Regions from separate parts of the Mus musculus genome. Here region 2 is linked to region 1. A link is a contact called in ENCODE Hi-C data. All regions are on one chromosome and are shown on one strand. The core of a region is the stretch at or near the end of the contact, and the rest is flanking DNA. Distances in the headings are between cores, read along the strand shown.

What was found. Hi-C counts contacts between places; a loop is a spot of excess contacts on that map.
Region 2: a map of heart shows a loop between it and region 1 (5-fold over the local background). The contact joins the promoter of Klre1 here to the promoter of Magohb in region 1. A Hi-C loop is called at or near these places in 5 of 37 maps with a recorded cell type or tissue (heart, left cerebral cortex and v-Abl transformed pro-B cells).

The regions. Positions count from the first base shown.
Region 1 is chr6:131,290,708-131,297,102 of GRCm38, reverse strand. It overlaps Magohb (mago homolog B, exon junction complex core component), which reads left to right and starts at 3,859. Exons shown (of 5, transcript NM_025564.2): 1 at 3,859-4,031. The coding sequence starts at 3,938.
Region 2 is chr6:129,574,545-129,580,939 of GRCm38, reverse strand. It overlaps Klre1 (killer cell lectin-like receptor family E member 1), which reads right to left and starts at 2,654. Exons shown (of 7, transcript NM_153590.3): 1 at 2,575-2,654; 2 at 823-1,022. The coding sequence starts at 1,003.

The sequences.
Region 1 (6,395 bases), core at 2,610-5,109:
AATGTACCAACTTCAGTATGCTCGATTAGACTACATAATGCTATTGCTACACAGATTTATTTCACTGAAAGAGACAGCTCTGACATTTTATTCTGTAAATGTATAAAACAACAATTATACTGACAGAAAATGAAAATATAAGCTTATTGTCTGTTTATTAGGATATGATTAGAGACTGTTTCTGAAAATTGAAGGCGGGAATTATTTGGTCACTTTAAATAGACAAAAAGATGTAGATGGGCAGAGGATACATAAAAAGAGTTCAAAAGAAGAGCATTCTGTACACGGGGTGGGGGTGGGGGAACCCAGCCGAGCAATTAAAATATTAATGACTCCAAGCAAGAGCCACATCTAAAAAAAGGGAGGTGTAGTGGTGCACACTTGAAGTGCCAGGACATTTAGTGTGAGCAGAAGAAGGTTATGGATTTAAGGCCAGAAGTTACATTAGTGAGTTTAAGGCCAGTTTGGCTCCATGAGACCCTGCCTCAACAAAAAGCAAAATGAACAGAAATGAAAGAAATTGATGCATCAACACATGATTGAAAAAATAAAACACTTGTGTGGAAAAAATTATCACCAAATATTTTACATTAACCATCAAGCCTCAATTTTCATCACAGTTGGGAAGGTTTGTTTCCTACCTACATCAAAATAGTTTCACTAGATGCTATAAAGTCGACCACAGTGTTGGCAAAAGCAGAAACAGTCCTTTAGTTTCACATGATCAATGTAAAGACATCTACTTTCAAAAGTAAACTCTGACAATGTAATTACCCTAGTTTGGAACTCCAATAATGGAAAAAGGAAAATGTTCACAGTATGTTTCACTACTTCCAGTCTGATTATGGATAGCTGAGACCCTTACACAGCTGTGCTAACCAACGACAGAAACTCTAGCCACATGTGATATTTAAATATTATTTTACATTAATAAAAATTAAGAGTTCCACAAAATTAGTTTCCCCTGTCTCACTAGCCACATTTAAGAACTCAGTAAACAAAACACCTGCCCACATCCCCGGGGTCTACCATCTCAAAAGGTCCCATTTTGATACAATCTTGATTACAAGATGGAGAGTTAGGTAAGTAGTTTTCTATTTTATCTAAAAAACATGTAAGTTCCAGAGGACAAGTCTGAACTCATAGGAAATGGTAGGGGACCAGAGCATAATGGGCCAACTTAAGGAAGCTGCATATGTAGCAGAGGATGGCCTAGTCGGCCATCAATGGGAGGAGAGGCCCTTGGTCATGGGAAGATTCTATGCCCCAGTATAGGGGAATGCCAGGGCCAGGAAGCAGTAGTAGGTGAGTTGGGGAGCAGGGGATAGGGGATTTTCAGAGAGGAAACTAGGAAATGGGATAACATTTGAAATGTAAATAAAGAAAATATCTAATAAAAAAGAGAAAGTCTTAACACTGTGTGTATTTTACACTGCGTTTAAGTAGGCTTAAATCCTGACATCTATAGTTCTACTTAGGTAAATAGGAACATGAACTTGATACATGTGTGAAAATTTTAAAGGAAATGCACAGAGAGCCATCCTAAGGCCACTGAACAAGCCTTTCTGTATAATTCAGTGAAAGGGATTTTAGCTGATATTTCCACAGAGGCTATAAAAACACATTGCTTAAGTTTCTGTGAATTATTCTTGTAATAAATCAGGTCCTTCTCAGTTTTAAAACTGAAAGTTTTCCATCCCTTACTTCCCAAAAATCCTTCTCAAATCTGGACAAATTGAAAGGGTTGGGCATCCTGATGGTAAGGTTGATTTACATCTCTAATATATTTTCCTAAATAGCGGCCTACCACCCCACTACAGGAGTGAGCAAATTTAACAATTACATAACTATTAAGAAGGCCAAAGAGAACCTGCCCCAACTTGCTTTGACAGTTACTCCACTTTCTCAAACCCCAATAAGTCTAGCAACTTATTGATTTCAGGTGTAGATATTGTGGGGTTTTTTTTCTTTCCCCAAATACAAACATTCACACCACCCAGCTTTACTTTAAGGCACTGAAATGCTTGTCTATACTGCCAAGACATTCACAGAATATGGTCACCAAAAAAGTCAATTCAAATAGCACCTTTTATATGTCTTCTTTAATACCACCCTTGTTTGTAAACTTCTAACTCCACCCCCCAATAAAACTACTTGCCCTTTTCATACAGAGCTGTTCTATTGCATGCATTCTTTACTATACCAGTTACTTCCCTTTGCTGGTGTTTGCCTTATATGTTTGCTTTCTTTTTATTCTGAAGGTGTAAATGTTGTGATTGCTTTATTACTAACTTCCATCTGCTCTGGCACATAGAAAAAGGCTTGTTAAAACTCGTGTTGCATAGATTTCAAAGCATATCATATACATGTTGTTTAATTTTCTCAGGTCTGTGTTTGGCAGTTGATCACTGTGTATCTAGTTAGTTAATGATCAAACAGGTTGAGAGATAATGACTTGTCCAAGGTTACGTGGGACCAGTACTGAGACTGGACTCTTTTTCTTAGGATTGTGACAGAAGGCCATCAGTCACCGATAGGATTACTCAGTGGTGCTAAAAGAAAGGTGATCAGGAATTGGAACGAGGGAACTGGGTGCAGTTCACTGTCATTTTGTGCTCTTCAAGACTACACTTGGATGTTCCGTATTTTTCCAACTCAAACTGTTGAGAACTGTGACCTAGCCCTGCAAATATATAGGGTACTAACCATTAACCCTTAGTGACTCATGAGTTGTAGTATACTATGAAAAACTCTTCTATGATGACTATCTGGACTTTTCAGTTTCATGTGCTATTTAAACATCAAACTCCCACCAGACAGATTCATTTTACTCTGTGTCTCCGTCTGGGCTGTTAGCTACTGGAAATTTTGAAGTATTACCAAAAGGGACTCTGGTAGATTGTGTTCTGGTTGCCACCGGAATGTATCTTTTCTCAGTTCACCAGTTTCAGGAAGTAGAGTCACACCCCACTTTACAATGTGCTTCGAGATCAGAGATACCCACAATAAGTACAGCTTGTAAACCTTAGTTCAAAACTCAGAAAAAGACACACCTATAGCATAGGGCAACTCGAAAGTAAAAGTGGTTTTACATCTGTTCCTTCCAAGCCCATTTAAACAAACGAGAAGAAAACAAAGAAACAAAATCCCTAGCTATTTCTTTGCTAAGATAAAATATACAGGAAAACGGACAAATCTGGCAATTATTATAGTGAGGTAATGATGAAGTATTAAGACAAATCTTGTATAGAATTTTAGCTTTTGTATGAGTGTATTTATGTGCTAGTGAGTGTAGGTTATTAAACCAGAGAGGATACTGAGTGTAGGTTAAAGAAATAGAGTGGGAAGTGTAACAGGATACATTTAACAAGAAAGTGCAGCGGGAATAATTTGGGCCCAAGGGTTGGGGGCAGTAGATGAGGAAGAGGTGGAGTGTGGCTCAACCAAAATATAGAATGCCAAAATGAAATCCGGGACTTTGTATCCACCAACGCGCTCATGCAAGCCACCCTTATTAAACTCGGTGAGCCTCCCCTCAACCCAGACAAAAACAAGGCGTAAACGTACAGGAGGGCTTATTGGTAAGACTGGTTCAGCGGAGAAGGGATGAGAGAAGATAACATGGTGGGAGCGACTAAAATTCATCATGTACGTGTATAACATCGTCACAGAGTTAAAACGTAAAAATCGAAGACATGAAAATCTTTTCCAAAAAAAGAAAAAAAAAAAAAAAAAAGCGCTCGAGATCGTGGTGGCTCCAATGCGAACCTTCAGTTCTCTTGGGGGTCTCTTGCTTCCTCTTCAGTTTTCCGGGATTTCGTTCCCTACCGGAGTAAACGCGCCCTTGGTGACGCGCTTTGCCTGCGCCCGTGACGTCACTACCTCGCGCCGGCGGCACGTTGGCCCCGCGGTATAGCGGGCTTTACCGAGGGTAAAAATGTCTATGGGTAGTGATTTCTACCTTCGCTACTACGTCGGGCATAAGGGCAAGTTTGGGCACGAGTTTTTGGAGTTCGAGTTTCGGCCGGACGGTGAGCGGCGGAGGGGCTGCGAGGGAGGGCGAGCCGCCCAGGGAGCGGGTTTCAGCGTGTGTGTGTGTGTGTGTGTGTGTGTGTGTGTGTGTGTGTGTGTGTGTGTGTTTCCTTTCTTCTTTATTTCAATTTACTTGTTTAGTTTTGAGAAAGGGCCTTGTTGTGTAGTCCAAGCCGCCCTCGAACTCACGATCCTCCTGCTTCAGCCTCTGGGATGCTGGGATGACAGGCGTGTCACCATGCCCCAGACTCCCAGAAGGGCTTGAAGGGTTTCATTCCAACATTGGAAGACTTTGCTTTTGTAGCAGGCTTGTGCTGTATTTGTGAGAGCAGACATGGGTTATGTTTGTGAGAGGGAAAAAAATGCTGTAAAGTAATTCAGAAAAGCGAATTCTGCCACTCCTGAAAAGTTGAACATATAGGAATCGGAAACTTAGAGCAGAGAACCTGTGCTCCGGGAGTGTTAACAGAATTATCAAGTGATACTCCAGAGGATGCATGGAATCTTTAGGTGACCTCTTTGGCCTACTCGTTCATTCATGGTATGTGTTAAAGCTGCTTTATAGGGGAGGAGCCCCGTGTCTGAACACAGGAATGTGGTATGTGTCAGGTTTGAAATACAGTTCTTCACTAGTGGATGATGGCCAAAGGTAAGGGAGTCAGTGGAAATGCTCCTAGAAGCTCTTTTTGTGCCACCTCCTAGGCAGTCGGCCAGCCTTGTCTAAATGAGTCTGAAAATCTCCTTCCTAGCCACCAGCTGTCAGAACTCTTTCAAGGGGACAATCAATACAAACTTCATACTTTCAGCAAGAAGCAAATGGCCACAGGGGTAGCCGCTGATGCTCTGGGTGAAGAGGGGAAGTGTTGTGTGGTCCCAGTCACAACCAAGGACTGGGGGAATGACAAACAAGCTTTTCCCACAAAACAAGGCTTCTTGACCCAGAGCAGAGTGTACCTGCTGTTGAGTAAGGGGCATACTTCTATAGACCAAGGAGAGCTGGAGAGAGGAATTGCAGGTCTGTTCTTGATATATTATGAATGCCAATCTGAGTGCTTTCAAATTGGTTATTGTAAAAAAATATTGATACTGCTGGACTGAGCCCCTGTCCCTCTGTTTTTGGTCCCAACAAGCTAGCAGAATCTTAAAGCATTTTAGTAACTCTAAAGAAGACGATGTCTGCTAATGAACTATTGAAAAGCCCTGCAACAGTGGCTGTAAGAAATCCAGGAGGAAAGCACCCAAGGTTCAGCATCTACTTACGTCACTTGTCCTTCAACAACACCATCTCCAATGTATTGTTCTCAAGAAGCAACACACTAAGAAAAACAAGGTAGCTACAGAATAAGCTTAACTTTTGGCCTAGAGAATGAAGCTTAAAAAAAAAAAATACCAGGAACAGATTTCCAAGAGACATAGACTGTCCTCAATGAGAGCTTCTACTTTTAAGTCTGAGTCCAGTAAACAGTAAGTGTTTAAGACAAAGAAGTAAATGATCAGACCTTGAAAAACAAAACAAAAAAAGTTTTCCCTGAGTCTTTTTATTGGGGTGGGGGTGGGGGGTTGAGACAGGGTTTCTCTGCAGCCCTGGCTGTCCTGGAACTCACTCTGTAGACCAGGCTGGCCTCGAACTCAGAAATCTGCCTGCCTCGGCCTCCCGAGTGCTGGGATTAAAGGCGTGTGCTACCACGCCCAGCTTCCCTGAGTCTTTAATCCTAGTACTCTGGGGGCAGATGGAGTTTCAGAAAAGCCAGAGCTACACAGTCAAACCCTGTCCCCTCACAAAGTTCCCCATGCAAAAAAGAATCTGCCCCTAGAAGATGAGACACTTGATTGAGATAAAACTGAGAAACCTTCTTGGTTTCTGGGTGAGAGAAAAACCAGAGGAGAGCAGAATGATCAGGGGTTTGTTGGAGCCTCTCCCTGTGTAGTGTAAGGCAATTCTGTCTTGGGACAGCTCTGCCTACCTGCACCAAGAATTTTTATTTTTGAATGTTCATTATGTAGTGGGCAGTATATAAATGTCAAAGCTGAAGGTACTTGGGAGACAAACATTTAACCTACTATAGGACAGTATGGGTTTTACTTAAGTGCTTTATGCATGACTTGCACGAGGTTCTTTGATAGGTAAGGAGAGGATCATGGATTCCAAAAGTTTCAAGCATTTAGGAAGAAGTCAGCATAGCAGTCAGTGTTCCTGCTGTTATTTAGAACTTAATAACTTCACCCTTGTTTCCCAAATTTTGTTGTTGTGGCAGTGGTCTTCTAGTTTTCTCTTTTCTTTTCTTTTCTTTTCTTTTCTTTTCTTTTCTTTTCTTTTCTTTTCTTTCTTTCTTTCTTTCTTTCTTTCTTTTTTTTTTTTTAAG
Region 2 (6,395 bases), core at 1,405-3,904, 1.7 Mb after region 1:
TGGGATTTTTGGGGGGTGAGTTTTCAGACTACTAGCATTACTGTGAGAAACTTAATTCATGCTTTACTCACTCCACTTTAGCAGTATTCCTCACTGTATTTTAAAAAAACAAGGTAAGTCTGAAGATGAAGGTGGCATTCTGGTCCCTAGAGCTTTGCCACTCAAGCTCAGATTTTCTCTTCCTTTCTTCCTTCTTTCCTTCCTTCCTTCCTTCCTTTCTTCTTTGCTTCCTTCCTTACTTAGCAATCTGTAAATTGTCATCTGCCAATTCCTAATTTCCCTTTCTCTATCTAAGATGCTTGGATCTTCCAGACATTTAAGGCAAGCCTTAAATGATAACCAGAGGAACATCCCAGAAATAAGCCATAACTACATTAGCTGCATGAAACCTTCACAAAGAATTGATTTTATCTTTGCTTATATCCAACTTGTTTTGAAGTCCAAGTCTGAAGGAAATACATTTATTTTTTGCTTGTTTCAGGGTATTATGAGAGTAAAGTTTCAGCTTCTCCTGCACGCAATAACCTGGTCAGAAACCCATCAGACCAACCAAATTCATAATGCCCCAGAACAGGATTCCAAGACCCACTGCCCTGGGCAGCTATATCCAGTAATTTTTTCATATTTTAACTTCTATAATCCTGTAGCCAGGGAGTTCAGTTCTATCCTTTTTCACTTCTTAAAAGTTTATTTTTTTCCATTCAAGGCTAAAGCAAATATCTCTTTAACAGCAAGCAATGTATATCCCTAGTATCTAACAAAACTTGACCTTAACCTGAATTTTCAACAATCTCCCTGTGTTTATTGAATACAATATTATACCTTTACCACTGATGTCTTCTGCTGTGTTTTTGTGCTTCTTAAGATGTTTCTGGTATTTTTTCCTCTGCTCAATGGATGACAATTCATTTGAATTAAGTGTATTCTTAATCTTGTTCTTTGCTTTACTCTTCTGCTGGGAATTCACATTTAGGGTAGAACGGGTTACAGGTGCTTCATCCATCTTTATAAAGACAAAAATGCTGTGAGGAAAGGAAAGGAAATATCGGCATAGCATAATCTGGGGAAATGTACTTTAGTAAAAATGAGTAAAATAACAATTCTAAAAGCTTTTGCGTTGAGGAATAGACATGACCATATGCTTTTATGAGGTATGCTTTCAACTTTGAAGCCTAAAATATATGAAAACATAATACCAGAAACTTAGAGGTAAATTAAGTAAACTAACTTTATTTAGTTAATTCTTTTCTTAAAACAGTGAGGTACTTAGGCTCCAATCCAGCACCTTGTGCATGCTACATAAGTGCTTTATAAGTGGGCTAAATTTCCAGTGTTGTTTGTTTGTTTGTTTGTTTGTTTGTTTGTTTGTTTGTTTTGACAGATTCTCACTACACTACTGACAGGTCTTGAACTTCTAATTCTCCTGGCCAAATTAGTTCTTAAATAAATGTGACTAGGCTGATTGTATAGCTTATTAATACAGCATTTGCTTAGCATGTATAAGGTACTAAGTTTATCTCTAGCAACACACACACACACACAAACACATATGCACAAAAAGAGGCAAGGAAAGAAGGAAAGAAGGAAAGAAGGAAGGAAGGAAGTCTTGTCTTTAATATAAACTGAAAAATAGTATTCAAAGATCCAAGAGGCAGAGGCAGGCACATTCCTGAGTTTGAAGTCAGCACCTGATCTACATAGAAACTTCTGGACCAGCCAGGGCTGTATAGTGAAACTCTTTCACAAACCAAAAATAAATAAAAAATAAAAATTAACAAACAAACAAAACTGAAACAAAAACAAAATGAAAAAAAACAATTTTGAAATAATTAATTAAAATACTTTAAAAGATAAAAATAGCTTATAAACATTTTTAAAATCTGTATTGTTATTCAAGTAGTGTGATTTGTCAAATGAATAAACAACAACAACAACAACAAAACCAAGATATATAAAATACTAAAATATATTAAACTCAAAGTGGGAGGAAAATTAATTGTATGCTATTTGCTAATTTTGACCCTCCGTGGCAGAGCTGAGGAAAACTGACCAGAATGCCATCACTTGTTTGTGACTCAGGTTCCAGAGAAGCTTTCCTGTGAAAATTGTTATATCTGAAAGTCACCATACCAAGCTGGAAGTTGTAGTATCGTTACTTTGGTCTGTCATTGATTTCTGTAGATTGGGAATGAGAATCAAATAAAATGAAAGCTTGCTTGCTTGTGTACTCTGGTTGGTGTTTATTTTCAATTAAAATGCCTTAAACAAGGCTGGAGAGATAGCTCAGTAGTTAAGAACACTAGCTACTTTCCCAGTGAACATCCCAGAACACACGTGGTGGCTCACAATCCTCTGTAACTCCCCATCCAGGCTATCCCATGCGCTCTTGTAGTTGCCTGGAGCACCAGGTACACACAGTGTGCACATGCATATATGCAGACATGACACCAATACGCATAAGATAAAGGTATAATAAACAACTTTAAACCATGCCTTGAGGGAGATTTATTCCCCCTAGAACAAATTATATAAGTTATATGTTCCAAACTCTGAACCAGAAATGATCAGACATACCTGAAGCAAAGAGGGAATTCCAGGCACAGATGTTAAAACTTTAATATGTGCTAATCAGCAGGGTCTGGAGCAGGATATGTAAGACTGAACTGGGAACAGGGGAGGAAGCTGCTTGATCACACTTCACAGCCCCATAGCAAAGTCCTCACTAATGCTTTACATTTCCGTTTAGCACCCATAATATGGGTGAGAGCATAGCTTAAAACTCAAGTAAGATCATGTGTCCATCCACTACTCAATACTCATGAGGCTGTGCATTCATTCCCAGGCACAGCAAGTCATGGATCTTGAAAAAAAACAAGCAAACATTGATGTAATCAAATATTCCATTCCCATAAGAACATTTTCACTACAATGTCATATATGACTCTCTGGAACCACAGCTTAAACACAATCGAGTCAGAATGGCATGAGAATGATGTGTGTGTGTGCCTCTGTGTGTGTGTGTGTGTGTGTGTGTGTGTGTGTGTGTGTGCGCGCGCGCGCGCGTGAGTGTGTGTGCTATTGTGTGAATATGGATGGGTGTGGTCACCCTTAACTTTCATTTGAACTTAACTAAATTTTATTTTAGACAGTTTTCTTCCAGACTATTACTGGCTGACCTGCATGTTTTTCAAAGTATTACCTTTGAAGACTGTAGTACATTCTGAGATATAAATCTTCAGCCTGTTCCCAGACTTATGCCCTAGGAATGCCTCTGTCAAAGACTCAGGTAAAGACATTCCTTAAGAATACTAATACAGTCTTTAAGAAAGAAAGTGTAAACGCCCAGCTCAGCTTCAGAAAGCACAGACTGGGACAACAAACATCTGAGCCATTGGCTGACCTCTCTGTAAAGCCTTCATGGATTTTCCCATTAGCTCATGTTATCTCTCTCTTTTGTTTCTGCTTTTTGCTTCAGAATTGAACTCCATTACTTTCCCCTACTTCTATCATCTTGAATAAGTTGTTTGCCTATTGAATTCTTCCTAGTGGATTTCTCTTTGACTACGTATACATATGCAGAAGTTCTGTCTCATGTTTTGCATCTTTTTTTTGTAAAATTGAAAGTTAAGTAACTAAAAAGATGGGAAACAAAATTACTGTTACTCTCCCCAGGCCAGACTTTCAGAATCACTAAGTGTCTTAAACATTCTAGTAATGAGAAGTCCGGAAAGAAAACAAACAGAGTGGAGGAGATTCTGTGAATTTGCAGCCCCAAAACTGCCACCAGTGGGAAGCATGCTTAAGAGTGGGAGGGTAAGAAAGACTCTGGCCATGAGTCCCCTGAACCAGTCTGTGGAGTCTTATATCCTCCAACTATTCTCATCCTGGGTCTCTTTTCGTATCCCTGATAGTCCCCCTTCACTCAGAGGCCTGGGAAATGGCTCAATTCTCCTAGCTGTGCAGTTTGAGGAGTCTGCCTCACAGTCCTGGGGCCTCTACTATTTATGTGCAGCTGAGATGTCTGGATTCTGGACTTGACAGCAATAAAGAATGTCAAGATGAGCCAAACTGACACAAACTTGGCCTGGTTGTTGATCAGGAGATACAATTTGAATTGTATCAGAGAGAAGTGACCCTCAGGGCCATCAACCTTGGAAAGAGATTTAGGGATTTTGGAATTACAGTATTTAGAGGGAAGAAAGAAAACATTGCAACTCTTTGAAGTATAAATGAAATCACTGGGTCATTTATGAGCACACTAGACAGGCTTACACACAAGAAAGGAATTTTTTAAGAACAAAAGCATGAATGGATAAAGGGATGGATGGATGGGTGGATAGATAGATAGATAGATAAATAAATAAATAAATAAATAAATAAATAAATAAATAAATAAATAAATAAATAAAATTTACATAGATCATATACATACAAACAAAATGCCGCAACATATTCTACCTGGGCATACTTAACTACCCATCTTAGCAATTATATGTGTGATCTTTTTAGGCAGTATAATCTCTAGAAATTTTGACTCAGCTAGCAAGAAAAAGGTCCAGGAAATGGGGCATAAGGGACTTGTGCCTTTCTAAAACTCCTTTAAATATTTCCTCCTTTCGTTTTTGTTTTTCATTCTTTGACTGTTATTTTATTTAAAATAGCACTCTCCAATTTTGTATATTTTCCCAAAAATGACATGATTTTACTTGTCTTTATAGCTAGGTAATATTCCTCTGTGTGTGTGTGTGTGTGTGTGTCTGTGTGTCTGTGTGTGTGTCTGTGTGTCTGTGTCTGTGTCCATGAGCAATACATTTATATATTCTTTTTTCCATCCATAGATACATAGGCTGATAACTCAAGAATGATAGTTCCATCATAGTATGGGTGTGTAGAAACTACTACTTGAGTTTTGAAGACACAAAGCTGGATCTGCAACATTTCATCCTCTGCAAAATCTAATCTAGTCAGGCAAGATTCTTTCCAGGAACTTTCATGTGCATATTTGTCATTGGATGACATTATGAAAGTCTTTCACTCTCTAAGCTCTCTTCTCATTCGGGTAATGTTCTTCCCCTCATCTGTGCAGAGGATTTTGATTTCCTTTGTCAATTCTAGCCATGATTTCCCACACTGTTAGGGTTCTACAGATGGCTATTGCCTGTGTTTTTTTTCTTGAAGACTATCTTGCTTTCATTTCCATTTCTCCATGCATTATTGATCACATATACTTTCACTTAAAAGGTGTTTGGTTCCCTTAACACTTAAGCTGGCATTCTTACATTAAAGTCTGATATATTTGATGCTTTAATACATTGATACACTGGAGTTGTTGGTGGTTTGTTTTGTTTAGTTTTTAATGTGGTATTGGTTATTCTGTGACAGCTACAGATACAAGGAGTCATTAAATGGATCTAGCCTGCCACCTAATGTCTAGGCAGAAAATGACCATAGTTATTTTAAAAATCTAGCCTTGTTGAGAGCACCTCATAAATGTCCTTGTGCCTCCAGAACTTAGGAATGTTAAGCACAATCGTCCTCTCAAAGGGATAGACGTAAAATCTGTTCTTCCATCCACAAAGCTGAGGATTGGAAGTGATTAACAGCCTGTTGATCTGTTGGGTCAGATCATATCAAGCTCCAACAATCAGAACCAGAGGTGGCTAGTAATATACAGTAATCTGTATATCCAGAGGCTTCCCCAAGCTCCCATAACCAGGACCAGTTATCACCAATAGCCCAAAATATCTCTAAATTATCTAAATTATCTAAATTATCTAATTTATCTGTATAACTTATACCAGGCCAGATCCTCAGTAGGCCCTCAAGCTAATACAGGTAGCCTATCTCTCAAACTCATCTTCTTGGAAGACATGACATGTACCCTGAGTTAAGTTTTAATGTAGTCATACTTTCTTGTACACCAGGAATTGTATTGTACCAGGAAACTTTTTACCAAATTATACTGTTTAAATATGCTGGAAATAAACCACTTGGCATCAGACTCCTGAGCTTTGATCCAAGTTGATGAAGTCAATCTGAAATGATTTTTTTATCTGCAACTTTTCAAGGCTCACTTCCCTGCCTACCATGACCACCTGTAAGGTCACCCTCATGGCCTCCCAAACTGTGAAGGAAATTTGGGGCCATGGAACTGCCTTGCAAACTACTTAACTAGGGTCACTCACGCATGTCAGAATAGATGATAGATGATAGATGATAGATGCTAAGTGGTTTATTTCCCTACAAGTAAATAATTCTATTGTTGATAAATCAACTGAAAGCAGAAAATTAGTAAGGAAAATCAGAAAAGGAAGATATATTCAAGATGCCCAACATGATCTAGTAGCCATTCCCCACTCCCATGTCCACCTTCTTGGTCCTGACCTGCAGTTAGG